Regions from separate parts of the Homo sapiens genome. Here all the other regions are linked to region 4. Evidence: read pairs that join two places in POLR2A ChIA-PET (ENCODE). Cell type or tissue: MCF 10A. All regions are shown on one strand. Each heading gives the region's core, and the rest is flanking DNA. Links, peaks and the distances in the headings are about the cores only. Region 1 has its middle 150 kb from the start of MIR4302. Region 2 has its middle 95 kb from the start of LMNTD1. Region 3 has its middle 110 kb from the start of MIR4302. Region 4 has its middle 31 kb from the start of LMNTD1.

Region 1 (7,952 bases), core at 1,214-6,213, 140 kb after region 4:
AAAATTGGTATTGGAAGTATTAGTATGGACTCCTGAACTATTTTTCTACCTTTGACCACTGAAAAGGTCTAGAGACCTTGGTCAACCCAGCAACTAGACTAGGGATTCTAAATACCTTTCTCCATTAAAAGGAACTTTGTAGAAAGGCTTGATTCCAGATCTATGGCTTCCAAAGTCAGGACAATTTGATTATAGAAAGGAATAATAATAGCAGAGGACTTAGCATATTAAATATGTTTAAAATCATTTGCTTACCCCAATAATAATTTTAAAAAGCTCATTGTTGAATTTTTCCAGTTGTTAAGGAATAAGCTCATTATTCTAAAATTTGACTTTTAAAACTCAAGCATTTATACACCTTTTCTGTACAAAGAGCACTTCAAGGTAACCAAATAGTTAATGTAGGAAAGCCATATTTTTCTAGAAGAATTCCAGCTAATATATGAAGAAGAAATTATAGAATTGGACTATCTCAATTTTGTAATCTCTAATGAAGTAACCATTTTAGGTGGTGACCATGGATAGCTACTAAAATTATTAGTTAAAAAGCTGATGAGGAACTTTATAAGGAAAGATTTGGCTGACATTACCTGTCAAAAATTGATCACTCTTAACATCATAGACAGGGAGACAACTTAGCATTATGTTCCTCCTGATGTGATAAAATAGGAAGAATTACATTCCTCCGGATGCAATGCAATATATTGTGATCCAGTAAGAAGTACACAACAACATCTATGAAATATTCTTGCAGAAATTTTAAAAAATCAAACTTGAATCTGATTAATTTATACAAATACAAGGGACTGAGAACATAATAAATGACACCACAGGGGCATAAACAAATCAGCAAAATCCACAATGTGATATATACTCCATAAGAATTTTTTCAATAAATAAATTGCAAAGGAAAAGAAAAAATGAACCTATATATTACAAGAACACTAGAGACATAACAACCAAATGTAATATGTGAACTTGCTAGGATCCTGATTTACACACACTAACTTTTTAAAAAGAAGAGAGAAGCATATAATATTCTCAATACCATTATTACTTTTTTCAAGAGTGATAATAAGTTTGGGCATATGTTTTTTAGAAAATCTTGTAACTTGCACAGGCTCATAATGAAGTATTTACAGATACGAGAGATGATGTTTGAGATTTACTCAAAAGAACCCAGTGTGTACAGGGGAAGGGAAATGAGGGTGGAGGTGGAGATTAAAGAAGACTGGCCATGTGCGGGTAACTGCTGAAGTTAAGTCACAGTCCCATGGACCATTACAATGGTATTATCTCTACTCTTTTAATACATGTGACAATTTCTATAATAGACATTTTTTAAAGCTGGCTATATCTTTATTCCATTTTCTTTCAATTCTTTCTGGAAAACTCTAAGATGACTTAAGGAAACAATGAACTATAAAAATTCCTCTTCAGAACAGTGTGAAATAATAATAAATTCAAAGGCATTAAATCTCTACTCTTCATCAGTTGTTTTAAAAGAAGACTATTTCTCACATCAGCTGACATGATGTATTTATGTAATGGGCTCCTGACTAGTAGGTTTTTATTTCATATGAAGGGAATACAGTATTCGAGTTACAAAAATTATGCATTTTTTAAAAACACAGATTGTTTGAAATTATTTTCCCTTACAGTAACATTCCATTCGCTTGACATTCAGTAGGACTAAGCTCTATTTTCCAATTTGCCAATCAAAATTGCAATCAAAACAATAGAGCATCTTTCTCAAGACCAGAATCAATCCCCCAAATCTTTTTACTCTTCTTTTCTACAATGACCCTGTCATCAATCCTGTGTCTAAGCTGACAAGGCTTCACAAGGGTTTGGCCATCTCCCCAACCAAATGGACTGACAGCCCCATCTTGAATCATGGCTAGACCTCAACCGTCCTAGGTAGCTGTAGGAATAAAGTGCTTCAAAAGAATGAATGGATTGCAGCAAATAGCTCACTTGAAATAAACTTTACACAGTTCCATGTTTCTAGTAATCAGAAAAATAAAGACAACATTTAACAAATGAAAGATGAGGTAGAAGAAGGATGGCACCAACAACTAAGTATAAGGTTTGATAGCAACTCCTGAAAATTGCCTATCATGTCCAAATGAAAGCAGAGATATTAATTTTTTCACATACCTGTGTATGTCTGTGTGAGCATAATAAAGGCAACATCACAGAATCCCTGAGTGTTATGCCACAGTGTATGCTGGAAAATTCTTGGAAAGGCAAGGCTCCCATTCTGCTTCACTGGCAACACAGGAATATGGTTACTAGTATATGTGCAGCAATCTGACTGCCTGGGTTCAATCACCAGCTTCACTATGAACTATGTAGAGAATATAATACCTTAGTTACTAAAAACTAATTGCATGGCTTTTTCCTCTATGTACTTCAGTCTTGTCATCTATGAAATGGAATTATTTAGCCTTGATACATAATAGTAGCGCCTTTGTCCTGGATTTTCATGAGGATTTTATGATGAAGCACTTATCACAGCACCTGGTGCACTGTTACCAAAGGGGAATGTCCACATCACACTGACATTTTAAATCAGTGGATCTGGATTGAGGCTTTTCTTGCCAAAGCCCGATGTAGGCTCTGCAGTAGATGATCATTGTCTAGTCCATCATTTATTGATTCCTTTCTCCATGATAACAGAATCCTTGTTTTTAGTAGGCCACATTGTCACCTGGCATAAAAGATGACACTTCCCAGCCTCCCTTGAGTCTGGGAGTGGCCATGTACCTAGTCCCAGCCAACAAGAATCAACTAAAAATGTTGTGTGGAACTTCTAGGAAATTTCCTTGAAAGAGGTGAATCTGCCCTACTCCCATCTCCTCCTCCACTCAGCTTCTTGGGATGTTGATGTCATGACTGAAACTAGGGCAGCCCATCAGACCATGAGGCTGGGAAAGCATCCATGGCCTTTGTAATACTACAGCTGCCTTGCCAGCCCCAATCTTTCCACTTCCAGACCGCTTGCAGGTGGGAGATAAAGTTCCAGCTTATTTAATCACAGGGTTTTTACTTTGAGTTGTCTCATTATTATTGTTGTTTTGTTTTGTTCATGCAGTCAACTAAGCCCTTTAGATCTGGTCAGAGACAATAAACATTGACTGAAAAATACATGTTTCATTTATGAGTGTCTGTGCTGGTCCATGTGTAGGTGAGAGGAGAAATACGGACCTACAGAACCAAGTAGAGGGACATAGAAACCAAGTGGAGGAACAAAGGCACACAGTTTTGGGAGGATCACAAGAATCAATACATGGCTATGAATCATCATTAATATATTGCAGTATAAACAGCATACAGAAATTTCTAGGGGACTCAAGACAAAAGTAGTAGATAAAGTAAGAAGAAAAGACAACTAGAGCTATTGTTAATGGCTCTGGAGCAGGAGGAGAGGAAAAATTTATTCAATTGCTGGGGTTTGAGAATGAGCCAAAGTATTTTGGCAGCCAAGCACTGAAAGTTGGTAATCTATAATGAATGAGACCCAGAACACCAAAATTGTTCCTAGAATGAATCCATCCTGAATTTAATAAAGGAAACATTCCCATCCATACTGAGAATTGTTAGTTCAATGGCAATTTTTAAAAATTTTGTTTGTTTCTCCAGTTATGGATCAAGGCACGAGCAATGATTTATGTTCTAAGAAACTGTCGGTTGTCGTCTTTCGTAATAGCAAATGCAAATCCAATGAAATCAGCACTAAAAATCCAGTCATGCTGGCTGACCTGGAATTGTCTGTTAAAAGCTGATTGATGGGTCTCATGTTGTGTTCTGTGAACAACCAGAGCATGCCAAAATACTCATCTCTGCATTGTGGCTGACCCATCTCTTCAGTAATTGTTTAACAGATTTTTAATTGTGCAACATATCTTCCATATGCAGCGCCAGTTACATTTCAAAGCTAGAAAGAACCTTCACATTCATCTACCACAGCCCCTGGGTTCAGGTAGACACCAGATAAAAAATAGTCAGGACTGGTAATTATATACAAAGCTTAAGTCAAAACTCCCACCAAATTTCCTAGGACCGCCTCTTCATACAAAATAAAAATGTACACGATTTCAATATAATCATTTCCCTTTGGTCCTCTGTGAACACAGGAATAGTGAATTGGAATCTTCCTAGAAAACCTTTCCCATTCTTGAAAACGAGCCAATTTATCCTGGTCCTTCTAAACAATTTCAATTCTTTTGACTTTTCATCATGTCACATTTGCATGTTTGTAGTTCCCTTTTCTGAATCTGTTCCATTGCCTCCACACTTTTTTAAAGGTTTGAGCCAGGCACCAGTGGCTCACACCTGTAATCCCAGCACTTTGGGAGGCTGAAGCAGGAGGACCACTTGAGCCCAGGAGTTGGAGACCAGCCAGGGCAACATGGCGAGACCCCATCTCTATAAAATCGCTTAATTAGCCATGCATAGTGGCATGCACCTGTGGTCTCAGCTACTTTGGAGGCTGAGGCAGGAGATTCACTTGAGCCCAGGAGGTTGAAGAGGCTGCAGTGAGCCCTCTTAGCACCACTGTACTCCAGCCTAGGCAACAGAGCAAGAATCTGTCTCAAAATAAAAGGGTCTCATGACCTAAACTGCACACATTAATCTGATAAATATCTGACTAACATGAATTCATGTATGAAGGAAAAATCATTTCCCATATACGACACATAAACTTTTAACATATTTTCATATCATCTCATTCGTAGAGCACACACACACAAGCACACAGACAAACACATACACACCATGTGGTCATTGATAGAGCCAAATTTACTACTATACTTCGATCTAGCTGGTGGTCCCTGACTCGTATCTGTGTGGATGGGGTCTAAGAATACAATTGAGACCTCATCTCTTTTCACTTCCATTCTGCTTTTGTGCACGACTACAGTATTCAAATATGTTGTAATAAGATGGTTGTGAGCAGTAGCTGTGGTTTAGAAGCCTTCAAACTAGTGTGGAAATTATTTCCAGGGAAAGATCAGGAACACATAACATAAAATTGGCTTTGGTGAAAGTCGTAAACTGTGGTGGAGAGCAACATGATGATTGCTAGTTTACTACGTGCCAAGCACAGTGCTCTCCTAAGCCTTGCAACAAATGCAAGGGGTAGATATTTTATTCCATTTTACAGATGAGAGAAATGACTTCCTTTAATGAGCCTGACTACAGGAGATAGGATTTCAGCCCACAACTGTCTGAAACCTAGACTTGTGCTCTTAATCATTAAGTTACAATGGTTACCTATAAATATGGATATGTCCACATAAAGTAGAATTTGGGTGAGATTTCTCATACTAAAGAAACTGAGAAAAACTGGAACATCTTCAAGAACCAAGCAATGGTAGTTTCTTAGTTGATATGAGAGTTTTCATAGAATGCTTGCCTTTCACTTGAAATGGTTTTGGCATCAGCTCTAGAAGGATGGTGCTCAGAGGCCTCTTGATTATTGCTTCACTGGTGACAACATCTGGCTTTCTGACATGAGAGTTGAAGTGTTTTTGTAATTACATCATGGTTGTGCACTCAGAACTAGCCTAGAATCTAGGCAGGGGTGGGGAATTAGTGCTATATAATAACGAATGGAAAAAATTCAATTTTGAGTACTAGATGAAAAAAACCAAGGCAGACAATTCTGCTTCATATACACATATGAAACCTTCTGTGATTTTATTTTTAAAGTGTTCCCCAGATGGTTTGGCAAAGGAAAAGTATATGTAGAGAAAAGACTGGAATGACTGAGGCCAGATGTTAGCAGTTAAGTTAGGGCTGTCAGATTCACCAAAGAAAAACACAGGATACTTAGTTAAATTTGAATTTCAGATAGACAACAAATAATTTTTCAATATAAGTAGGTACAAAATATTGTATGCATACATAACCTTAAAAATTATTTGGCTTTTTACTTGAAATTCAGATTTAACTGGGAGTCCTATATTTTATCTGTTAACGCTGCAGTGGGTGAACACAGATAGGTGTATATGAGTATTCAGTGTTATTCATTGAACTTTGTGACTTTGAAAGCTTTTAAAATAAAAATATTAAAGTGCTTTTCAAATGTTTATTTGTGTAATGATATTTTCATGGTTCTTAATATTAATTATAAATTTTATTGTGTAGAAAAAAGAGAATGATTTATATTTTAAAACTCTATTTAGGCCGGGCGCGGTGGCTCACCCCTGCAATCCCAGCACTTTGGGAGGCCGAGGCGGGTGGATCATGAGATCAGAAGTTCAAGGCCAGCCTGGCCAAGATGGTGAAACCCTGTCTCTACTAAAAATATAAAAAATTAGCCGGGAGTGGTAGCGGACGCCTGTAGTCCCAGCTACTGGGGAGGCTGAGGCAGGAGAACGGCGTGAACCCGGGAGGCGGAGCTTGCAGTGAGCCGAGATCGCGCCACTGCATTCCAGCCTGGGCGACAGAGCGAGACTCTGTCTCAAAACAAAACAAAACAAAACAAAACAAAACAAAAACTCTATTTACAGCCCAGAGACATTCGGGTGAAGGTGGGAGGGTTGAAACTGGCCAGAAAGACCCAGCTACAGCAAGCAGCCTGACCTGGGAAGGCTGTGTTCCCGCAGGCTCCAGACTCTCCTTCCCTGTCCAGAGAGGAAATCCCGCTATGCCTCTTCCAGATCAGGAGACACACAGCAGCTTAGCTTAGGGAAACCTCTTAACCCTCTCAGGAAGCACCTGTAGGGACCATTGAGAACCCCATCAACACCAGATAAACCAAGCTGACCAAAATAATGCCTTGGGGGCTCTGAAAATTAAAGTGTATCATATAAAGCGCAACACATAAAGGTAGGTCAAGGCCGGGCGCGGTGGCTCACGCCTGTAATCCCAGAACTTTGGGAGGCTGAGGCGGGTGGATCACCTGAGGTCAGGAGTTCCAGACCAGCCTGGCCAACCTGGTGAAACCCCATCTCTACTTCTCTACTGAAAATACAAAAATTAGCTGGGTGTGGTGGTGGGAGGCTGAGGCAGGAGAATCACTTGAACCTGGAGGCAGAGGTTGCAGTGAGCCGAGATCGTGCCATTGCACTCCAGACTGGGCAACAGCACAAGACTCTCTGTCTCAAAAAAAAAAAAGTAAGTCAAGATCCACGTGCTAAACCTAAACGGGGTGATTTCCTGCTAAAATAAAAAGATTTAAATAGGATCCAGAGTCTCCTAACATCATAGACAATATGTTTAGGATACAACAAAAAATCACCCGTCATACCAAGAACCAAGAAAATTGTAACCTGAATGAGCAAAGACAATCAGTTGACACCAATTCAACATGAATCAGATGTTGGAATTATGTGATGAAGGTTTAAATCAGCCATAAGAAAAATGCTTCAACAATTGAATACAAATTCTCTTGAAACAAATGAAAAAAGAAAATCCCAGCAAAGATAATGTCAGTTCTCTCCAGGAATATACCAGTGGATAATTTCCATTTCTTAAAGCAAAATCTTTGAAGTAAATATAATGAGTAAATATAGCCAAAGTAATGTGATATAAACACTTAATCAAGTATAATCAATGTCCAGAATAAAAGAAATGATGACTGAAAGGGCGAGCAAGACATACAAACTATCTGTGCTTGCATGGAATTTCTATTTTTAGAGTACTAGTGCTAGAAACAGAGTAATAACTTCAAAGTTGCACTAATCTAAGCAACTCAATTCTTACTTGCCTTAAGGCTGTTGCCAAGAATTTCACAAAAAGATTAAATGTTAGAAGTCTCTCTAACAAACTAAAGGGCTTGGCTTTCCACATGTTGTTCCACAATGGAATTGAAGCATTGCAGAGTTATGTAAATGGTTCCCCAAGCCACGTTTTTTGTAGGCTTATGCCCTGTTGAAGTGAAATGATGTGAGTCAAGGGCAACATAGATGTAGTCTCTAGGCCCCCACCTGCTGAGAAGA
Region 2 (7,952 bases), core at 1,730-6,729, 64 kb after region 4:
AACCAAAAAAGAGAATGATGAAAACCAAGGAAGTATTTTGAGGTTTTTTTTGTTTTTGTAATTTGGGAGTTCACAGAACTTGCGTATATGTTGCCTGGAATGACACCATGTGGAGAAAGCCATAGATGCTGCAGAATAGAAGGAGTTTAACTATAAGAACAAGAATCCTTGGAAAGGTGAGGGTGGGTAGGATCAGAGTAGGACCGGAAGGATTCACCTCTGATAGGAGCAGACACATTTCTCCTGTTTCAAAAACAGGGAAGGCAGAGACAATATGGGCACAGAGACTGAGGTACATAGATTTGACGAGATGAAGGCACTCTTGTCCAATATTAGATTTCTTTTTCAATGAAGTATGAGTCTAAGTCATCAGCTATGAATAGGGAGGGAGAAGTGTGAGAGGTTTTGGGAGAGAGGAAATGTGAAATCGTCATTTCAAAGACTCAAAGGGGAACTTTATTAGGGAAAACTAGTAGGACTCTTTCGCAGTACTAAGGGCCTATTTGAGGCCTGAGATTGCAAATTTAAAGTGCAGCCAGGACAACAGATGTGATTAATCTCTAGGCATAGAGAAAATGGCTAGTTAGGCTCATGAAGAGTTGGAGTCTAGCCAGGTAAGTACAGGGAGAGTGGGGCCAGAAAATTGAGCATGTTTTCAATTAAATGATTTTAGAAATGGGTCATGAATTGTAAGCTGGGCAAAAAGAGAAGCAAGGTTTCGAGAGTAGTGAAAATTGTGAAAGAGTGACAGCATCAATGGACTAGAGGTTTCAATAATTAAGGAATAATTGCAATGGAGATGTGAGGGTAAGGGAGTTGAAAGGAGAGGTGGTTGTGACCATTAGACATATTTCCACTTTGAAAGGTTACGTTGCTCATACATTATTACTGGATGTTCACTGCAGCCTTTAAAAAAAGATCAAAGTAACTGCTGAGCCCAGCTCGCTAACATAGAGTAGAATTATGTGTGGCTAAGAAGCAGCCATGTGATTAGGGAATTGATAATGTGCTAATTCAGTGATACCATGGTAAAATGGGCCACAGAACATTAGATCTGAGCGATACAGCAACATCACAGCACAAGGAAAAGAGCTGGGGCCTGCTTCAAACCCAGCCGTGACATGTAGCAGCTGTATGTGTTTCAGACTTTCTGAACCCTTCTGCATTTCAGTTTGTCCTTTTAAACTGGGATATGGCTACCTCCTTCACAGGGTTGTTATGCACATGAAGAAGGATAATGTATGTAAAGTAACTGTAAATAGCAGGTTCTCAGTAAATATTAATCACTGTGAAAATAAGGAGCCATGTCACTACTGCTGCATGGTAGTTTTGGAGTCACTTTGGGAAGCTTGTAGGTGTTGAAGGAATGTGACACTCAGAAGGACAATGAAAGGATTCTCCTTGTAGGGCCCTCATGGATGAGGACAAATCCTGGGTTGGTTATTGCATTGTATCTAATAATTCTGATGATAGGATTGAAGTCCTGTTTGTTGGCTATTGACAGTGTAGAGGTCAAAAATAAAATCACAATACCTGGGTTAATTTTTTTTAAATAAATAGTAAACCCCAAGCTATGAGGGATGGCATTGTTCAAGATGGTATGGGGTGGAAGACGTACCCCTTGCCCACCAAGAACAGGCCTGTTGTTCATTGACAGCATATGGAAAGTAGAGCTCAGTGTCCCTAAATGAGTTCCAAAACCATCCTAGTCTTTACCCTCCTCTCAGCTCCCTCTCATCTCTCCTGGCCCTCTCCCATCACTCTGGCCCTCATCTGCCCCCGATTTGTCATTTGATTGTTCTGTCTTCTCAGATTCATCTTGGTTTCCAGCATCTGATCTCTCTTTCCAATGGTCTTCTGCTTTCCTCTTGAGGGACTGCCAGTATCCAACCTAGCCCTAGGATCATTTTTTTTTCTCTTGTGCTTTTCTCAAAGCCCCTTAGAGGGGCAGCTGGGTCAAGAGGGGTGATGTCTGCCACTCATGTGTGTTAACCCAAAGTCCCTGGTTTTTCAGTACTCCCTGGCTTTGATGATTGCTGGAGTAAAAGGTAGCCTGGGAGTATGCAGAAAGGAAGCATCAACCATAGTTCAGAGATAGGTCACCACCGACTGAACAGGTGGGCAAAACAAAATTCTAACAGTAGTAAGCTGCCAGTGTTTAAAAATATAATGTCCTGGTGGCCTTAGAAAATCCTTAAAAGGTAGGTAAGGATCTATTGGAGCTTAGAAAATGTAAATGCAAACCAGCTGTTTGCCAGCAATGTTGCTTTCAGAGTATTTGCATTTTAGTCTTTCAACTTTGAAATTCAAATAATATGAAAACTTCTCTATGACATGGATCTATTAAATCTGAGAGGTTGTTGATGTACCTTGTTTAAGACCCATCAACTAGTAAAAAGCAGAATTAAAGTGGCAGACTTTTCAAATGTCTTTCCTAGTATTCTGGGATGAAAATAATTTGGATTTTCTTCTGGTGACTTCTCAAATCCTTACAATGTCATTTTCCAAAACGATTGAATAGGTTTTTGATACCTTTATATCTAATAGATCATTTGACTATTTAATAATGTCTACAATAATAATATTGTCTACAATAATAAATATGTTTCTGATAAAATTTCTACAATCTGGCTGGGTGCAGTGGCTCATGCCTGTAATCCCACCAAGGCAGGTGGATTGCTTTGAGCCCAGGAGTTCAAGATCAGCCTGGTCAACATGGCAAAACCTATCTCTACCAAAAATACAAAAAAATTGGCTGGGCATGGTGGCCTGTGCCTGTAGTCCTTCCCAGCTGCTCTGAAGGCTGAGGTGGGAGGATGGCTTGAGCCTGGGGGGGCAGAGGTTGCAGTGAGCTGAGAATGAGCCATGGCTCTCCAGCCTGGGTGACAGAGCCAGATCCTGTATTAAAAAATAATAATAAAAGTAAAAAATGAAAAAATAAAATTTCTATAATCCAGCACAAATCATTTTTGGAAGTAGTTAAAATATAAGTTTAAAAAATAAAATGTATAGTTAAATCTGTGTTCATTTATTCATCCTTTTATCTCTAGCATGTTGCATGGTTTCTAACATTTACCAGTTGAATAAATACATGAATACACCAATTACTAATTCATCATCTTCTGAGTTCTCAGTACTATACATAAAAAAGCATTTGCTATTATTTTAAATTAAATTTATTTCATCTGAAATCTTGAAACTGGGTAATCTGTCTCTAGTTGACCAAAATGGTTCCTCTTGACTATTACAGATTGGTAAAAACAGCCAATTTCATAGGAACTGTCAAATAACGTTCAAAATTGGTAAAAGTGGAGACTTTAGGACAAATTATCTGAGGATGTTTTCTCTTTCTCTTCCTTTCCTTCCTTCATTCCTTCCTTCTTTCCTTCCTTCCCTGCTATATTACTATATTACTATTATTATTACCAAAGGATTATTTAGTCAAGATAGAGAATGTAGTTTTTTAAAATGTAAAGTTTTTCATCATAAAAGTAATGCATATTTATTGGAGGGAATTTGGAAAACATAGGCAAGCCAAAAGAAACAATGAAAATCACTGAAAATGTTACTTCTGTAGGATACCTCTTTTTACACACTAATATGTCATTCTTGTTTATTCTATACATACGTGTTCATTTCGACAGTCATGGGTTCCTGCTACACATACCATTTCAACATTCTTTTTTCACTTCAAAATCGTCTGTACAATGTTTCACTCAAAAACAGCATCTCAATTCATGCCATTTTTATTACTTTAGAAATTTCACGTTTATGAAAAAAATTGTTCTTATATCTCAGTGATGACAGATATGACCACTTTCTAAAGTGTCAGGTGTTAGTATAAAAAGGAAATGAGGGAAGCCAGCGAATTGCCTGATGGGGAAAATCCAGCATTCATTTCTCACTTACTGTGGTGGGTCTGGACTCTGGAAACACCGATGTCTCCTGCTCTCACTGGCTGTTGCATGTAGTGTCCTTAAGCTTCTTCTGTTATGCTCAGCCCCGGAGATCTGGCACACAGAGCCATAGTAACAATGCGTTCAGCCAGGTTTCCTTAGCTACACACTAGTGACAGGACAGGACGCTGCCCTAAAGTGCCTGCCGCTGACTCAGGGAGGAGGCTTGGAACACACAGCGGGAGGTGGGAATGGCTTCTGCCTCACCCAGAGGGGCTGTCACCTTAAAAGGAAGTCACTCCATAGGCTTACAGATCTCATGCCCTGGCAGGGATCTAACAAGCTTTTATGGGTTTTATAGGATCTTATCTGCTTGGTAACCCAGTTTAATCATACAGAAAATTTATTTTTTTTACTTTTACCCTGTATGAATTAGTCAGCAAGCAAAGAACTTGCAATGATTATTTTCCTAAGTGAATTCCTTTTACATTCCATATTAGGTTAATGAGTTCAGTGTCATTTCAACGATACGTGTGTGTGCCTGGGGGTTTTTGTCTTCCTATATATATGCTGCATTTCCTGATTTCTCATTTCATCTGGCTAATATGTATCAGGCACTGTGCTCAGTGCTAGGGGATCTTAGAAGGAATTCTGTAATCTCTCTCAAGAACTGAGTTGCCCAATACTGTAGGCATTAGCAACATGTGGCTATTTAAATTATTTTTCTATTTTTTTTTTTTTTTGTAACGGAGTCTAGCTCTGTCGCCCAGGCTGGAGTGCAGTGGCACGATCTCGGCTCACCACAACCTGTGCCTCCCAGGTTCAAGCGATTCTCTTGCCTCAGCCTCCCAAGTAGCTGGGATTACAGGCGCCCGCCACCACACCCAGCTAATTTTTGTATTTTTAGTAGAGACAGGGTTTCACTGTGTTGGCCAGGCTGATCTTGAACTCCTGACTTTGTGATCCGCCCGCCTCAGTCTCCCAAAGTGCTGGGATTACAAGTGTGAGCCACCGGGCCCAGCCACTAATTTTTAATTAATTAAATACAATTAAAACTTTACTTTCTCAGCCACACTAGCCACATTCCAAGTGCTCGATACACATAACTAGTGGCCACTATACCAGATAGCACAGACACAGAACATTTCTGTCATTGCATACTATTCCGTTGGACAGTGTTGGTGGAGCTACTAAGAGAATGTTGATCCTGTTAACAAATTATGTTTCTGAATCTATAAAATTGGATCCATCTTTCCAAATGTTTTGCTAATTCTCCTTTGTGATGGTTTTGTAATTACACAAACTATTCTGCAAGGAAGCTTAAGGAGATAAGCTTTAGGAAGAGAGTAATGAATAGCATATGCTCATTGTCTAGGCAGGTCTCCAAAGGTCCCCAAACTTTATATAATTGTACACCATTATAGGAAGCATTTTAAAACAATCACTCCCAATACAGGTATTTGCATTAAAAAGTAATTAATATGTGCTACTGTCAGCTAATATTTCAAAGCACAGTCTATATATTTAGGGCTCATTAATGAGAGTTGATATAAAACCATATTCCAATAATCTTCTTGATAATCTTGAATCTCAGTCCAACTACTTGTCATATCATATGTCTGTGATACAGACTGGTATGAGTGTAAAGTTAGAATCCGGAATAGTCTATATTCAGTTCCACCACTTTCATTATTTTCGGTTATACGCATCCACCAAAACTAGGTTTAACAAGCATACTAGAAAATCTCTTATGATGAATAGATAAGTGTAGTTCATAATTAGCAAACCAACAAGCCACCTTAGCACTGCTGGATTTCCACTTCTGTGGCCGTGGCTATATTTAGATATAAACAGGGAACACTTGCAAATGATTAGATTAAGTAGGTAAACTTTCCCATTATAAATTTCTTTTTCTTTTCTTTTCCTTTTATTTTTTTGAGATGGAGGCTTGCTCTGTTGCCAGAGTGGAGTGCAGTGGCCACTGGAGTGCAGTGGCGTGATCTCGGCTCACTGCAACCTCCGCCTCCCGGGTTCAAGCAATTCCCCTGCCTCAGCCTCCTGAGAAGCTGGGACTACAGGCGCACACCACCAACCCCGGCTAATTTTTTGTGTTTTAGTAGAGACAGGGTTTCACCATGTTGACTAGGATGGCATCAATCTCCTGACCTCGTGATCCACCTGCCTCAGCCCCCAAAAGTGCTGGGATTATAGGCGTGAGCCACCGCACCTGGACCCATTATAAATTTCAAACATCACGCTTGCTTCACAAATTTCTTTTCTATCAATGGAACTAATTCAGTCCTTAATATGTGACACTCCAAATGAACAGAATTATTGATTTACTCATTTTCATTTAAAAGAAATATGACAACAAATACAAAATGCAGTTAGAAAGGAATGCTACATGGATTTATATACATAGAAAATCAGCTAATTAGAACAATGCTTTTCCATGTTATATCTGTTTTCTTCTTTATTATATTGCTATGAAGTGGGCAAAGTAATTTTTTAACTCTTTAAAACTTCTGTCATAATTGTGTCTGTGCCTCTCCTCCATAAAATTAAGTATTTCATAACTCAGTATTTGTCCTAGTTTAGTCATCAATTTGCAGGGGAAAACAGACCTTAGCACGTCACTTGCTAAGGTCCTTGGGCCTTTCTTTGCTCCCCTGTCTAATAAGAGAATTGGAGTATATTATTTTTTAGTTGCTTTCCAAATCTTCATTCTCAATTTTTAAGAATAGAGAGTAGTTTTAAACTACATTATTCATCTTTTTATAGAAAATTATTTTTAAGCTATATGAGGCTTATATATGTTTATTTTAGTTAATCTTTTTTAAATTTTTTAATTTTTTCCCCCCGAGATGGAGGCTTGCTCTGTCACCCAGGCTGGAGTGCAGTGGCCCGATCTCGGCTCACCGCAACCTCCCCCTCCCAGGTTCAAGTGATTCTCCTGCCTCAGCCTCCCGAGTAGCTGGGACTACAGGCACATGCCACCATGCCTGGCTAATTTTTGTATTTTTAGTAGAGACGGGGTTTCTCCATGTTGGTCAGGCTGACCTCGAACTCCTGACCTCGTGATCCACCCACCTCAGCCTCTCAGAGTGCTGGGATTATAGGTGTGAGCCACTGGGCCCAGCCTTACACATTTTTAATTGGCTAAGAAATCAATTATGTATTCAGAAATAAAAAAAATTCAATCCACAAATCTCCCTCTGAAAATAATAATAAAGAAACATACCAGCCCATGGTACCAGGTTCCTATATGGTACCTTTATAAATCCTGCACTGATTTCTTACCTGAACAAGGTCCTTCAAGTTATGCTGTGATTTTCAATATTATGAGAGCAAAGGGCATATTCACTGAATTTCCATGGTTGATTCTGTGCAAGTTATTCTGCATATACAGCAAGCTGAATCTATTTAAAGGCCAAAATTCATTCACCAAAGTCACCTTTACAAATTTTAACAAACGTATAAGTTTGAGCAATGCTTACAGTAACTAGATTGATTAAAATTAAACTAAACACTTTGAAATTGCACTTAATTTTGAACTAAACATGAATTTACAAGGCAACAGATGAGACTGAGCACACCCTCTCCATGCTGATTGCATCAGGTGTCTGAAACAAAGCAGCAAAGGGGGTCATTAGCTCCTAAAGGAGCAATTAGGTAAAAGTGCTGTGATTTACCATATGTATAATGTATGAGGCTTCTGGAAGGGTTTCAGTCTATGCAAAACAGGTCAAAATAATAGCAGATGTTTCTTCAAGGGGTACTAACACAATTCAATAATCTATCTATATCTAAAGTTCCCTTCCTACAGGATGTTATATTGGGCAATTTAGAAATGATACCTTACAGCCAAAAATTATTTTTTAGTGCTGATGAAAATATATGATTACATAATTTAAACATTCTATGACCTGAATTTCTTATATCCTCCTTTTTTGGAGGGCAGCCTTTTCAGTGCAATAGTGTTAACATACTTCACTCCCTACACAGTGAAAGCACTCCTATAGCCTGATGAGCATGGAGGATGCCTCGGTTATGGAT
Region 3 (7,952 bases), core at 1,966-6,965, 180 kb after region 4:
GATTCCTGCCCAGAAATTAGACAGATTTCTCATTAAGTCAAACAAATGAGAAGGTCAGGGATAAGATGGAGAGAATAGAGGTAGCAAGGATAAGAAGGAATGTTGTGGAATGAATAATATGTGCTCCATTGCCTACACAAAGCCTTAGCATCTTGCATAATGCCTTGCCAAGGGACTTAGTCAATATTACTTGAACAAATGCATGAGTGACTTGTAAATATGACATGTTAAACATCCATCAGTGACAAAATAGATGGTATTTTGATGACATAATTACCATATGATATCTGTGGATGGATCTATGACTTAGGGATTAGATTTTCTTCTCACCCAAGGAGTTTTTGATGAGATCTCTTAAAACTTTGCAATGATTTTCTCATTTCGATTAATTGTTTTCCTCTGTAATATACTAAGGATCCATCCTTTTCTCCTACTAAGTGGTAAAGTTGGGCCATCCAGGATGATGTTCTTGCAAAAAATCCTAAAGAAAACTTAGAAGTAAAGGAGGAAGGTACACAATAGATGAAACTTCCCAGCAATGTAAAAAAAGACATCATCCTTTCAGCAGGCACATATATTGAGTTAATAACAAAACTAACATCTTAAAATTGTACAGTGCTATCTGTTTTCCAAGGCACTTTTCACAGATGTAATCTTACTCAATCGTTTCAAAAACACTGTGAAGGAGAGACTAAGTGATCTGCCCAAAACCACAAAGTGGCTGGCACTGTCTCAAGCCCAATTCCCACTTATTCTTTTCCCTACCTTCGAGCCTTCAAATTATGTAGCTATCACAAAGTCATGCGTCCAGTAGATAAGAACTATATATTAAGGGCCCAGATGAAAATGTTAATTTTGAACTATTCTCATATTGTTTCCTCTCTTATGCCAAGAAAACTTATGTGTTTCTCCGTTTGGTTGGCAATTAAACTTCTTACAACTTCAGAGTAGTGAAAGAAGAATTGACCATCCTGTGCAATGAAACAAAACAGGACTTGTCTTTCTATTTTTAAGAAGAATGAGGCTTATGTAAATAAGAAATTTTGAGATCTGGGGGGAAAAAAAGGCATGTATTTATCCCATACGACTTGTCCTCCCATGATCCTCAACTCTGCACTGAGCTTCATTGCTAGAGTGAATCATGGCTCAAAATTACAGGAAATCCCAACTACAAGAAGTGAAATGTGCTCAACAAACATATGTGTAAGTATATTTGTATCTGTGTGAATATGCAACATACAGCACTAAGTTCTAATACTGAGAAGGCTGTGCTTTTATGCAGAGCAGAAAAAAATAAACAACTATAGATAGTTGTATATTAACTGTTTAAAGTCAAATGGAGGTGAACTATAAAAATAGAATGTTTAAGTACTTGAAAAAATAAAACCAGGTGTAAGTTTTAATGCTTTGAGATTGACTTGACTTCTACTCTTCTCACGTTATGGGACAAAAACAATTGATACCTTTGGGCAAAGTGTTATAAAAATGGTATACTAGTTTTTGAGAACTGGATTCTAGGCCCGGATCCACTACTAAGAAACCGTTTGTAATTAGGTACAACACCTGATGTTTCTGTCTTAGCATCCTCACTTGCAAAATGGTCGGTTGTGACTAAAATCTTTTTCACCTCTGATTTTCTATCATTCTAAATTACTTTTTAAGGCCTTCCAACTAGTAATAGAAACATGCCTGATGTGCAAAGAACTTTTTCATTAGAGTGTGGTGCTCTCTCCTTCCTACCATGCTGAAACTGTGAATTATGTACATAAATAACATTTTGTGAAACAGAGAATACTCGATCTAGAAAGATTAGATATCAATAATGCAAACTCATTTCACATACAAGCGAATTAAGACCCAGAAAGGGCAAGTGATTTTTCCTTATTAAGAACGTATGTTTTCTTCTTTTCACACTTATTTTAAATGTTTAAACACCTTCACTTCATGTATGTGAATAGGCACTAGGTAGAGATCTATCTTATAGTTGATCCTTTCACTGTAAGGAAATTTAACTCATTGTTTTTTCATTGATTCCTTAATATTACGTGTTCTACTAAAAATGTTTTCAAATAATGAAACACATCATATCAAATGACTGTATTGCACTAAGCTTACAAGGCACTTTTTATATATAGTACCTCATTTAATCTTATTCTAGCAATGGTGAATTAGGATAGGCACATATAGAGCATTATTACTATCTTCTGCCTCTACTAAGACTGAGAAAATGCATATTCATGACCTTTCAGTATTGCTGGTAAACAAAAGTTATAAAATTAATGTTCCTTGACCCCAGGGAGCTATGTCTCAGATATATAGCTAGATAGGGAAGAGAGTAATTCACAGTATGTTCAATGAAACAGGCCTTTGAAATGTCCAGGATGATTTCAGTGTAACAGAAAAAGCTCACGACACTTGAATCATAAACGCGCTGAATCAATTAAAAATTTTCTGAAAAAAGGTAGGACCAATATGCATATAAATTTAGATTGCATTCTTTGGATGCCATCTGTTCAGTATCTTGACTTTGACACTACCACATTTCTTAAACTTTGTATTGAAGCCTAACCTACATACAGAGAAGTTCATAAATAACAAGTGTATAGCTGGATGAGTTTTGACGAGGTGTACAGCTCACATACCTAGCACCCAAATCAAGAAAAAGAACTCGTGTAGTGTCCCAGAACTGCACTTCTGTGCCCTCTTCTGGTTATCAGACCCTCCCAAAACAATCACTGCCTGTTTTTGAATTTTATGTAAATAGAATAATCCAGTAACTCCTTCTTTTGCTCAACATGATATTAATATTTCCGAGCTTCATCTATATTGTGTGTGTGTGGTAGTTTGTGTAGTCTCATTGCTGTGTAGTGTTCAATTGCTGTGTAGTTTCAATCTACTTGTCCATTCTAATGTTGATGGGCATTTGCATAGTTTCCAGTTTCCGGCCAGTAGGAATAGTGCCCTTATGAACATTCATATACATGTTTTTTTGTGAATATATATGCATTTTTTACCCTTGCTGTACCAGTGGTATGTATATATTCAATTCAGCTTTAGTACATAATGAAAAGTGGTTTTCTGAAATGGCGTTCCCACCAGCAGCGTATGACAGTTCCAGTTGTTCTATATCCTTGCCAGGACCTGTTATTACCAAAACGCTTAATGATGTTGTTTTTATTTGTATTGTATACCTGTAGTTTTTAAAAAGTGACTTTGAAACAGCAAGCTTTTATATAAGAAAGGGAAAAAATTAAGTAGGGGGTGAGAAAAAATAAAAAGTGAAATAATCCAATTAATCTTGCGGTACAGCTAGATATGCTAAATCTGTCCTGACTCAAAGAAAATTTTGAGAAAGATACAAAACATATGGAATCATTCTAAGTATGCTGTTTGTATGAGAAAGCACTGAGTAATATAATTGGTTTAATGTGTGAGTCAGAATCAATGTACAATTTTTAGCTGAAGAGTTCTGATACTAGTTTGGAAGATATGTGAGTTCAGGAGCATGAGGAAAGTTTGGATACTTTGAAGGGTATGGGGAATAATTTCCCTACACTGGGTAAATGAAGCTCAGAAAGGATTCATTTTTGAGATGTTCACAGTTAGGATTTCTATGTAGTTTATAATGTGAAAATAAATGGGCAATATTAGCCTAATAAGCTATCAAATGTTGATTGTTTGTGACCCCAGATGCCACAATTCTTTCCTCATTCCCTAATAGAATACAAACAATGTAATTTACAAGGGAAATCAGTAAAACAAAGGATAAATCTATAGCTCATGTTATATTTTGGTTTATAGAAAAATTACAATAATTACGGGTCATTTACTTTGTTTTTTAAATTTAGAAATGATGAAAAGCTGTAGTTGACATAAGAGTGATTCCTCCCTCAAAGTGGAAAGCCCAGACGTATGAAAATCCAAAGAGCTATTTGGTAGTGATGGTGGTAGGAAACCTCATCCTTGCAAACCCAAACCTACTCTTTTCTTTTCTTTTTTCTTTTCTTTCCTTTTCTTTTCCTTTTTCTCTTTTCTTTCTTCTTTCTTTCTTTCTTTCTTTCTTCTTTTCTTTCTCTCTCTTTCTTTCTTCTTTTTCTTTCTTTCATTTATGTATTAGAGACAGGGTCTCACTCTGTTGCCCAGGCTGGAGTGCAGTGGCGCAATCATAGCTGACTTCAGCATCGAACTCCTGGGCTCAAGTGATCCTCCGGCCTCTGCCTCCTGAGTTCCTAGGACTCCTAGGCACACATCAAAATGCCCAGCTACTTTTTTTTTTCCTGTAGAGATGGGGTCTCACTATGTTGCCTAGGGTGGTCTCAAAGTCCTGGGCTCAAGGATTCCTCCCACCTCAGCCTCTCAAAGTGCTGGGATTACAGGCATGAGCTACTGCACTCGGCCTTTGCAAACCCTTTCTAACTGGCTCCACCAGTTTTCTATTTTTCCTATCAGCTGATCTCTAATCACCTTATATCTGGATTGTTACCAACATCAACTTCTCCATCTCCTACCTATTGCTGTAAAATTTTTCTTCAGAAAAAACAATGCAAAGATATGCCCATATCTAGGTGATATATTTTGTCACCTAGAAATCACCAACTTCTAGTCATGCATTCTTTTATGCAAAAAACAGTTGTTGATTCCTATATAGAAAAGTCTGAAGATAACAATATTTTATAATCACCAATGTAATCTGATGAATAAAATGCCCTCATATAAAATTAACATGAAGCCTATAAAATAGCTCTTTCTGCATATCTCTCATTATAGATTAAATTTCTATCTGATGGGAGAAGTTGTGTGAGATATTACTTCTGAATTTCTTGAGAGTATGAGGACTTAGTGAGCCAAATAAGAAAATCATTCTCCTCCCTTGCGTGTAGAGAAGTGACTCATGTCTGCATTGCATTCAGATAAGACTGTAAACTCCTAGTGGAAACTAACCTTCTGTGTATTAGTCATCTCACAATATCCAATACAATGATACACATATGAAGTTATATAATGATAATCATCTGATTATTTGTTAAATAAACTTAAAAAGACAACAATAATAGCTAACTTTGATTGACTATGTTCAGGCTATCAATCAATATACACGCATTTTTATTTTCAAATTTATTGTTAACAATATCCCTAGATAATGATCCCTGGGGATCTTTATCCCCAAATACAGATGAGGGAGCTGAGGATCTGATAAGGCAACTTGTCCAAGGCCGCTTGAACCCAGTTCCGTCTGTGCCCTTAGTCACCATGCTTTCCCGAAAGAAAGTGCCCTTGGCAAAAAAATTTAAAAATCAAAAAAAGGGGAGAGTGTTATCACAAGGGCTGACTGATCATCAACAAAAGACATTTTTCAATTTCCACCTCAACCACTGGCCACTGAAAGCCCCGCAGTAAATTAGACACCCACTTTGAGGCATTCTCCCATTCTCCTGACCACATTATCATGATAACAGAGTTTTTTTTTTTTGGTCTCCCATCATCTCAGGAAGAAGTCATGTTCTGCAAAGAAAAGCTTAGTTGAAATGAGAACACTTGGACACAGGAAGGGGAACATCACACACCAGGGCCTGTTGTGGGGTGGGGGGAGGGGGAGGGAAAGCATTAGGAGATATACCTAATGTAAATGACAAGTTAATGGGTGCAGCACACCAACATGGCACATGTATACATATGTAACAAACCTGCACGTTGTGCACATGTACCCTAAAACTTAAAGTATAATAATAAAGAAAAGAAAAGAAAAGCTTTGTTGAAAAGATATACAGCACCAGGCTTCCTCAGTGAGAATGTGTCTCCTATAAGGACTAAGGCCAAAAATGGAGACGACAGCCTAAGTTCTGAGGCTAAACCTCAGGACCTAGATTATGGATTGGCATGAAGGTCCATCTCTGCATTCAGAACAACAAATATTTAAAATGCAAAATACAGTAAATAAATTTCATGGATATAGGGGCAGGAGGCGTTAGTACATAATCCACCACAATCTTAAAATGTTAGTCCCCATAACTGGAATCCAAACAAAATTTTATGACAGTTCAAAGACAATACTATTTGAGCAGGTGTTCAACCTTCAAGCACCCTGCTTAGGCACTCCTTTATAATACTGTGCCCCTAGGCTCTAGGTCTATTTAGGAAAAGTGATTAAAGACAAGTTCTTCCCTGAAATTAGGGACTGGGGATCACAGCCACTGAGGCCTTCTGTCCCATGAGCAAAGACTGGGCAATGAAGCCTCAGCTGTTTCACCAAATCATATAATTGGAGTTGTTATTTTACTGATTAATGACACTTTCCTATTTCCATCAAAGTCAGTCAGAAGGAAGTAGATTTAAACTGCAAGAGGAATGATTAGGTACTTAAGTGAAAAAAAAAAAGTCCTAAAATTAGCAACTATTGAAAATAGTCACCATTTATTGAGCATTTGCTTTTGGTCCAGCACCATTTAGGCACTGTTTTCTTCTCTTTTTTTTAATAGACAGGGTCTCACTCTGTCACCCAGGCTGGGATGCAGTGGTGTGATCCTAGCTCACTGCAGCCTTGACCTTCTGGGCTCAAGCAATCCTCCCACCTCAGCCTCCTAAGGATTGCTTGAGCTCAGAAGGCTGGAATTACAAGCACACGCCACCACATCTGGCTAGTTTTTTTAAATTTAAATTTATTTATTTATTTATTGTAGAGATGGGGTCTCACTATTTTGCCAGGGCTGGCCTTGAACTCCTGGCCTCAAGCAATTCTCCCACCTCAGCCTCTGAAAGTGCTGGGATTACAGGCATGAGCTACTGTGCCTGGCCTGTTAGGCATTTTCTAAGACATACGTTAATACTCATAAGACTCTGCATGAGTAAGTACTTCTCCTTTTTTTGGATGAGGACATTGAAACTTGAAACAGTAAGAATTTTGTTCAAGCTCAGACTTGCCACACAAATTGGTCAAAAAGTCGTATTCTTTTTACCACAGGAAATTTGTCAAGTGGTAGACTTTGGAACACTGGCTTTATACAAAAATAAAAGATATTGTATTTGAGGCTGGGCATGGTGGCTCACACTTGTAATCCTAGCACTTTGGGAGGCCCAGGCAGTTGAATCACTTGAGCCCAGGAGTTTGAGACCAGCCTGGCCAACACAGTGAAACTCTGTCTCTCCAAAAAAAAAAAAAATTCGTCAGCTACAGTGTCATGCGCCTGTAGACCCAGCTACTCAGGAATCTTAGGTGGGAGGATGGCTCGGGCCCAGTAGACAGAGGTTGCAATGAGCCAAGATCATGCCACCGCACTCCAGCCTGGATGACAGAGTCAGACCTTGTTTCAAAAAAAAAAAAAAATTACATTTGGAATAAATATGTTTGAGAAATCTGGGTTAAACAAAGTTTAAACAAATTTCTTCACTATCAACTTTTTCAAAATGCCCTGGTAATGTACATCATGAATCCCCAAGGGAGGATTCTACTGTCTAACAGCTCACATTTTCCAAAACTGTTTTTGTTACAGAACACCTTTATTTCTGCTATAACTTAAATCTCTAAAAACTCATATCATGTAGGACAGAATTTAGGAAAATCTGTACTACACAAACCTGCCTTGAATTCTCCTTCAATAAAAACCTTCTGAAAAGTAAGATCATTAGTTCACAGAATCACAGAAACATGACAGCTCAAATTTTCAGTGGCTGCGTGATCACCCACATCCCCAACGTACAGTAACACATTCCTGGTTTGTCTGAGCTGGTGAATACCCTGATGGGTGACCAATTCCATGACCACACAATTCCTGAATGCTGGGAAACTCTCTACTTGCTAACCTGTCTCCTTTCCCCTCCAAGTTATTTCCTGAAGTCAATTCTTGCCACCGAAGAACAGTGAAACAAGCCCCTCACTACAACTAAGCGTGGCCACTGTGTATTGCACTTGCTGGCTGTGCAAATTGAAGCCATTCTTCACTAGCTGAAGGTTGCAG
Region 4 (7,952 bases), core at 1,753-6,752:
AATTGTGAAATTTGCCTGATCTATACCAAAATTATCATCAACCTGTTTAACGATCAAAGCTACACTATGGATTTGGTAAGTTCAGAGGTCAGATATAGTAACCTCTAGTTTGGGTAATTTCATGACTTTTCCTTCTTTGAACCTGGGTGGGAAAATCCTGGACTTTGAAATCAGACAAACCGGAAATTGAATTGAGAGCAATCTCTTAAACCTATGAGACTTTGGTAAGCTGTTTAACCTCTCTGAGATCTATTTCTTCCTTTTCAAAATGGGGAAATGGATACCTCCCTTACCGGGTTGTTAAGAGAACAAGTAAGACCATGTATTTAAGGACATGGCATATAATCCCCCATGAACAGTAAGCTTTAGCCTACTTGGAACTAATTTAAGTTAGTAGAGAAGATTTCTATTCTGAACAGCAATCTCTCCAATCAAAAGAGAGGAGGAAAAGGCAGATAAGGCTTATATTTCCTGGAAGCATCCTGTAGCAGCGTACATAAGACATCACAATGGACTGCATGCCTATTATTATGAGCCAGTGCTGACTGTGCTGCTGAGAAATGGTCATATGGCCAGAGTTATATACTAGGGATAAGCTAAAGGCCCCGCGCAGTGCTTTATTTGTCAAACAGAACTACTGTTGTTTTATCTCCAAAGCATCTGCGTTTAAAACATCTGGATTCATTTTCAATGGAGGCATCTCTTTTGCTGATAAAATGTGAGGAGCAACAAGGTAATGTAGTTGGCAGGTCAGCTGTCAAGATGGGTAATGTTATCATAGTTATGTTGTTTCTCTGACTCTTTGAACCTATTAGGATTAGGAAAGGCGATTCTAAGACAAGAAATTGAGCACCTCTAAATCACAGAATTTAATAATGAAGCCATTATTTTTCAAATATATTACTCTTTTGATTAAACTTTATCATCATAGGTATCAAATTCTGACATAAAAACTGACAAAAATAATTGATATTATAAAGAGTTAAATCTAGTTTAGAAAATATACAGTTGTGTGTTGCTTAATGATGGGTATATGTTCTAGTTCTGAGAGATGCATCATTAGGTGATTTTGGTTGTGCAAACATCACAAAGTGTACTTATGCAAACCTAGATGGTATGGCCTACTACACACCTAGGTTATATGGGATAGCCTATTGCCCCTAGGCTACAAACCTGTATAGCATGTTACTGTACTGAATACTGCAGGCAATTGTAACACAATCTAAGTATTTGTGTATCTAAACATAGAAAGACTACAGTAAAAATGCAATAAAATGTTATGAGACCACTGTCATATTTGAAGTCCATCATTGATCGAAAGATCTTTATGCAGGACTTGGCTGTATTTACTTTTATTTACACCTGACTTCCTTTATTCCTCGACTTTTATCTCATCCTCATCCATGTGAAGGGGCAAAAGCCTGGTATCATGGGTCCCACAGCCAACAGGTCTGAAATGTTTCTTCACTGAGGGAGAGGAAGATTATATGGTAGCTCCATATGGATTTTCAGGATCTAACTAGGATGCCAGAGTGACCAAAAGAAGAATTACAGGCAAGATCTTGCTGTGGTTTCTTCCCTTCACTTCCAAGTACTGTCTGCTTCACATTTTCTACAGCCACAAATAACCCTGTCTATGTATCTGTGTCAACAGAGGACGGTCATGACAGGGAATATTATGCAAAGCTCACTTCCAAGCTTATCATCCTATGATGTAATAATTAAATTAAATCAGCTGTTATTTTTCATACCTGTTAATCGGTAAATTGCATACAAATTTATAACTCACTTTAGATAAGTCTGTCTCCAAATGGTGATCTTGCTCAGAAGCCTATAAAGAATCAAACAAAACACTTAGATCATGAGAAAAGTGGAATATTCAATAGGAGACCTCAAAGTGCGGAAACATTAAAACTTCATGGGCTCCGAATAAATTTTTGGAAGTTGCAGATGGCTTCTCATGAAACCATACATCTGGAAAAAACTTTTTAAAATATGACAACCTAAATTTGATATTTAAATAAGACTGTGTCAATACTCTATAAGCAGAGTTATGTGAGAAATCATCTGTATTTGATTTTCATAATCATTTTTATAGTATCTGCTAATTATAGAATTTTAGAGTTAGGAGATAGTTTGCAATGCTAACTACGAAATGCACACCAAACCTATACCTGAAAACTTTTGTCACCTAATATATAATAAGTTATTTAAGCAGTTTATTTATTTATTTGAGAGTAGGTCTCACTCTGTTGTCCAGGCTGGAGTGCAGTAGCACGATCATGGCTCACTGCAACCTTGACCTCCAGGGCTCAAATGATCCTCCTGCCTCAGCCTTCTGAGTAGCTGAGACTACAGGTTCGTGACACCATGCCTGGATAATTTTTTTTTTTTTTTTTGAGACGGAGTCTCGATCTTTCGCCCAGGCTGGAGTGCAGTGGTGCTATCTCGGTATCTTGGCTCACTGCAAGCTCTACCTCCCGGGTTCACACCATTCTCCTACCTCAGCCTCCCGAGTAGCTGGGACTACAGGTGCCCGCCACTGCGCCTGGCTAATTTTTTTTTTTTGTATTTTTAGTAGAGACGGGGTTTCACCGTGTTAGCCAGGATGGTCTCCATCTCCTGACCTCGTGATCCACCCGCCTCGGCCTCCCAAAGTGTTGGGATTACAGGCGTGAGCCACCGTGCCCGGCCGGTAATGTTTTTAAAAAATTTTAGTAGAGCCGAGGTCTCACTATGTTGCCCAGGCTGGTCTTGAACTGCTGAGCTCAAGCAATCCTCATTCCTTCTGCCTCCCATAGTGCTGGGATTACCAGGCAACCACACCTGGCCAAAAATATCTTTAGACAATATAGGAACACAGATTTTATTTTTACCCTTTTTAATCCCCTTGCTCCTATTTGAGATATCATATCTCATTCTTAAATGTGCCTTGGATTTCCCCGTATCTTTTTGAATCTCAGTGATTCAATTCTAATATTTTGTCCTTGTAATCTTGTACCTGGGTTAATGCACCAGCCTCCGCTGGTAGAGGGAGCCACAAGTGCAGAGATCTGAGATAGGACCTGGCAAAGAGCCTAGTAAGGCTGGGAGAGGGAGCAGAGAGTGATGGGGATGGGCTTAGACAGTGATAAGAAATGAGTGAGAGGCGAAGGAGAGGCCAGAGCCTCAGGGTCTTATCAGTACAGGGGGAGGACTTTGGCTTTCCTCTGAGAGAGAAGGAAAATCACAAGCCAGGGAACCTTGAGCCAATGAGTGTCATGATCTGGCTTGTGTCTTTAAAGGACTACTTTGGCTTCTGTGTTGAAATTAAGAGAATAAGAAGCAGAGAGACCAGAGAAGATGAGACTGCTTCCATCATCCAGGGAGAGCCTATGGCACCAACCTCCAGAATGGTGGCAATGGAGGTGATGAGATGTGTTCGGACTCTGGATATAGTTTGAAAGCAAAGCTGGCAGAATTTGCTGGCAGATTAGATAGGAAGTGTAAGAGGAAAAGAGAAGACAAGATGACTCCAGGGATTTAGACCTGAGCAATGAGAGGAATTGAGCTGCCAATTTATATATATCAATAATATATGTGATGAATATATATGATGTATACAATATATTTATGATTTTTCTCACTTAAAGCACAATTGAAACAATCAAAAATTAACTTTGAGGTAGGCTAAGTGGTTGACCCAAGGTTGTCTTGCTAAGAAGGGACAAGCTTGGCCTTGAGCACTGCTCAGTGTAACCACTGAACCTGTACTCTTTAAGCTATGGCACATCAGCTCCTACACATACCTTTAGTTTTTGGTCAGCAAAAGTCCTATATGATGTTTTGACTTTCGAGAATTGACTTCTAATGCACGGATTTTATATGCCTGAGGACATTTTATAGACCTAATCAGGTATGCAGAATCCAGGTTGCCAGCTCTAGTCCAGAACTCCAGAACTCCAGGTCTCCCATCTTGCAAATGTGACTACATGTAATGCTTTGACAAATAGTAAAGAAACGCATTTTAACATCTGGTTTGACATCTGCAAAGAATGATTCCTTTTAAAATACAACTAACAGGGTTAAAACTTATTTGGAGACTTAAGGAACATAAAATCATAGCTTCAAAGTCGATTATATCATGATGGTATTATTTGCATTTGTTTTCTTTTGGCCACGTGGAAAATTTTCATCATAGACTGGGGTCTAATACTTATTCAGTAAGGAGTGTTTTTCCATGGCTGAAAAATACAAATTTGGTCCTAGAGGTCGTAGATGTGAGTTCTAAAATATTTTATTTATATCATATTTTCAAACTTTCTTTGCATCAAAAGAAATACTAGTTGAAACACTTCTCAAGTAAAACGGATTATACTTGCTGAAAGCATTACTGGTTTTTATTTAAGTTGCTGATTTTTTAATAAAGGGTCTGACCTTGAGGACAGCTGCCAGTTGGCAGAAAGCACAGAGGAGATGAGAAGAGAGTCTGGGGCCAAAATAAACACCCGAGTCTGACAGTTGTGTCCCATGGACTCTTTCATGTGTCTGTAAGACATTCAGGGTCTTGGATTTGAACATTCCTTCATAAAGGCTCACCCTCAGCAAACTCTCTGCTCTTCCAGTTTCATTGGCAGTCTAAAAACCTGGCAGCATCCTTGGGTTCTGCTTGTTAAGACTTGTGAAATACTATGGACTTGGGCTGCAACCTTCAGCTGAATTTAGATGTAGGAAATTAGCAATTACAAAGTGTTCTTTCTGCCAAAAATCACATGCTGCTGCGATTACCTTACTCTGTGATGAAACAGGTCATTTTAATCCTTTGTAGTAGGTGGAACATTATGTACTTAACCAACCAAAAGGAAAAAACTTCTTAACTCAAGGGAGATATTTTCAGCAACCACATGTAGGCTTATGCACATAATAGGAAAAGTAATCCTTTTCCCCCCAGGTAAAATCTTTTAAAGTAATTTTGAAATGCAATTGGCAAAACCCTCTTCACTTTAATAAAATACTTTGTAAATGTGCCAAAGTTTAATACCAACAGACCACACGAAACTAGGTTTCCAACAGCCAACTGAAGAGATGTGATGTCTAATTAGGAAATTGTGTTTTACCTGACCTTTAAGTTTTTGCCTCAATTATCTTTTCTCATTGGTGAGTTATGCATGGCTGGGGTGACACAAGGTTGTTCATTTTTTTGTGATGTTGATTAGCGTGGGTGATTGCTATGATTAGTGAATCCAAGAATTCTATAGCTGAATGAGATCACAAACATTAGCTAGTTCAACTTTCATATTTTACAGATGAAGAAACTAAGTCGCAAAGGATGAACTCACTTGCCCTCGGTCATTGGTCCCGTTGGTGACAGTTAGGTCTGGAATTCAGTTTTCCCATCTCACTGTCTTGAGTAGAAGGAAAAGGCCCAGTGTTCTATGTCATTTGGATGTTGGTGTCTTCCCTTCTGCTGGTAAGGATTATCTAAACCTTTGGAGGAAGCACTAGGGGAAGGGTAGTGTCAAAGGCAAGTAGATTTTATACAGTAAAAGTACTATTTGATTTTTTTTCTTGTTTTAATATTTGTTTTTTTTTCCCCTTCCGTTTGTTTTATGTTGAAAATTCCCCATGATGATACCTCTACCTACTCAGCTACTCAAGCCAAAAACCAAAAGCCATCACCCCATCCACTAGATCACCAACTCTTAACCACTCTGCTGCCTAAATAGCTCTCAGGTCCTGCTTCCCTTTCCATTCTCACCAACACTACCTTCATGCAGCCCTTGTTATCTCCCACTGAAATACTGCAGTAATCTTTTTATTGGTCTTCCTCACTTCCAATGTCTTATTTCTTAGTAGCAAAAACTGCCAGTTGTCCTCCACTTTCATTTTTTCTCCTCCCAGTTTACCTTGGGTTTGGGTGTGACCATGTGACTAAGTGCTGACCAACGGGAGGTAGGTTGAAAAGTCATGCGGCACTTTCTGAGGATCTTCTCAGAAAGACCATTGGCAGGCACAGTTTGCCCTCATTTGCTTTGTCCTTGCTTAAGCTTGCTGCATGGACTGTGGATGCCCTCCTAGACATTAGATTGGGGCTGACATGACAACCAACAATATAGGAAGGGGCTGAGTCTCTGATACGATGGTGAACTGGATCTCTGGACTAGCTTTTTAAGTGGTGAGTTACTGTCAGTCAAGCCAATCCTAACACTTAGTGTATAGCTGATGACCTAAATTCCACAACATCTTGGAGGTTATATTTCTAAAACACAAACTCCTTGACAAACCACATAGCATGCCCTTTGTGACCTGACTTAAGACTTCTCTGTAGCTTCATCTCTCTTCAGGCTTCCCCTTGTGATTAAAGATCCAGCAGCACTGAACCACATGTAGTTCACTTAACCCATTGTAAGCTCTGGCTTTTGCCCATCCTGTTTCTCTCAGCTGGAAAGTTTCTATTCAACCTCTTAAAACCATCTTGGATGGCTCCTTCTTCTGTGATGTCATTTCTTAACACACTGAACTCTAATAGAGTGAATTTATCTCTCCTCTATGTGATTTTCACCTGTTCTTGCTTCTATTATTGCCCCTGTACTCTATGTTGTCTGTACCTATGTCTTCTTTCCTGGATTATTTTCTGTGTCAGTTCGTTCTATTATTGCTATAAAGAAATACTGGAGGCTGGGTAATTTATAAGGAAAAGAGGTCTAATTGGCTCACTGTTCTGCAAGCTGTGCAGGAAGCATGGTGCCAGTATCTGCTCTGCTTCCAGGGAGGCCTCAGGGAGCTTTTGCTCACAGCAGAAAGGGAAGCAGGAGCAGGCACGTCATATGGCGAGAGCAGAAGCAAGAGAGAGGTGGGAGGGTGCTACACACTTTTAAGCAACCAGATCTTGTGAGAACTCACTCACTCTTGTGAGGACTCACTCAATCTTGTGAGGACTCACTCTTGTGAGGACAGCACCAACCGGATGGTGCTAAACCATTCATGAGAAATCTGCCCCCCATGATCCAATCACCTCCCAATGGGCCCTGCCTTCAACACTGGGGATTACATCCCAAAAAGAGATTTGGAGAGGGCATCCAACTATATCAACTACGAATCCATTGAAGAAGAAATCACTATTTTTTTCTTCTTTCTTCCTTTTTAATGGTTAAGGGAGGGCATATTGCCTAGGCCCTCAATAATTGTTTGTTGAACTGAAGTAATATGAATTAAATTCAGAGGGTATTTTAGGAAAGAAGATCAGAAACAAAAAAGCTAGGTGAATATCAGTACATTTTTTAAAAAAATTAACTCACTTATGTATAATTGGCAACATCCTTGGGCCCTAATTATTAATATTTACCAGGCACCATGGTCTTGGGCAGCAAATTTGTTTAGTTATAACTTGTCAAGCTGTTTCATACTAAGAATCAGAAGTTCTTCTAAGGTACGTAGTTAGGCTACTGGTATTAAGGAAAAAAGAAAATAAAAGAACTGGCCATGTCTCAGAGATAGTAAATGTGAAGTGTGGGTGTATAAAAGTTAATTACTGATTATACTAAATGGAAAATGTTCAGGAATAAGGTACCAATAAAACAAAAATAAATCTGCTACTATAGCAACTAACTAGAAATTTAATCAAATCTCCTGACTCATCTGGAATTAACATGGAGAGATTTGTAAATTTGGGTAAAATGGGAGACGTAAGTGGAATTCGATGAGTACTAGTTTGTTTTAAGTTTATTTAAATTTCAACTCAGATAATCCCATGTAAATCTGAGTTATAGGCCAAGCTGTAGGGCTAAAATAAGATAGACCACAAATTCTGGACACTTCAAGATGAGCTATGAAATCATGCTTTCACAAGTATAATATTGATGTAAAGAAGTAAAAGCCAAAAGTATAAAAATAACATACAGTTCAAAATAGACCACATTAAACTATATTGTTCAGGGATGCATACATAGTAAAACTATCAAAAAAGCAAAGAA

What was found. Peaks named below come from ENCODE experiments on the same cell type or tissue, not always from the same donor. Only the 100,000 strongest peaks of a DNase experiment are listed, where the experiment ranks them.
Region 1: POLR2A ChIA-PET joins it to region 4 with 6 read pairs; 1 of 35 experiments calls an interaction of 5 or more read pairs at or near these places.
Region 2: POLR2A ChIA-PET joins it to region 4 with 9 read pairs; 2 of 35 experiments call an interaction of 5 or more read pairs at or near these places.
Region 3: POLR2A ChIA-PET joins it to region 4 with 5 read pairs; 2 of 35 experiments call an interaction of 5 or more read pairs at or near these places.

Annotation. Positions count from the first base shown.
Region 1 is chr12:25,720,603-25,728,554 of GRCh38, forward strand. No RefSeq gene overlaps it. Among named protein-coding and RNA genes, the nearest start is that of MIR4302, 150 kb to the right of the region's middle. In MCF 10A, for the core only: no CTCF peak of the experiment used is centred there; a DNase peak (open chromatin) is centred at 3,759.
Region 2 is chr12:25,644,585-25,652,536 of GRCh38, forward strand. It overlaps a transcript of LMNTD1 not described here. Among named protein-coding and RNA genes, the nearest start is that of LMNTD1, 95 kb to the left of the region's middle. In MCF 10A, for the core only: no CTCF peak of the experiment used is centred there; a DNase peak (open chromatin) is centred at 4,057.
Region 3 is chr12:25,764,399-25,772,350 of GRCh38, forward strand. No RefSeq gene overlaps it. Among named protein-coding and RNA genes, the nearest start is that of MIR4302, 110 kb to the right of the region's middle. In MCF 10A, for the core only: no CTCF peak of the experiment used is centred there; a DNase peak (open chromatin) is centred at 4,893.
Region 4 is chr12:25,580,633-25,588,584 of GRCh38, forward strand. It overlaps a transcript of LMNTD1 not described here. Among named protein-coding and RNA genes, the nearest start is that of LMNTD1, 31 kb to the left of the region's middle. In MCF 10A, for the core only: a CTCF peak has its summit at 3,051; DNase peaks (open chromatin) are centred at 3,049 and 4,699.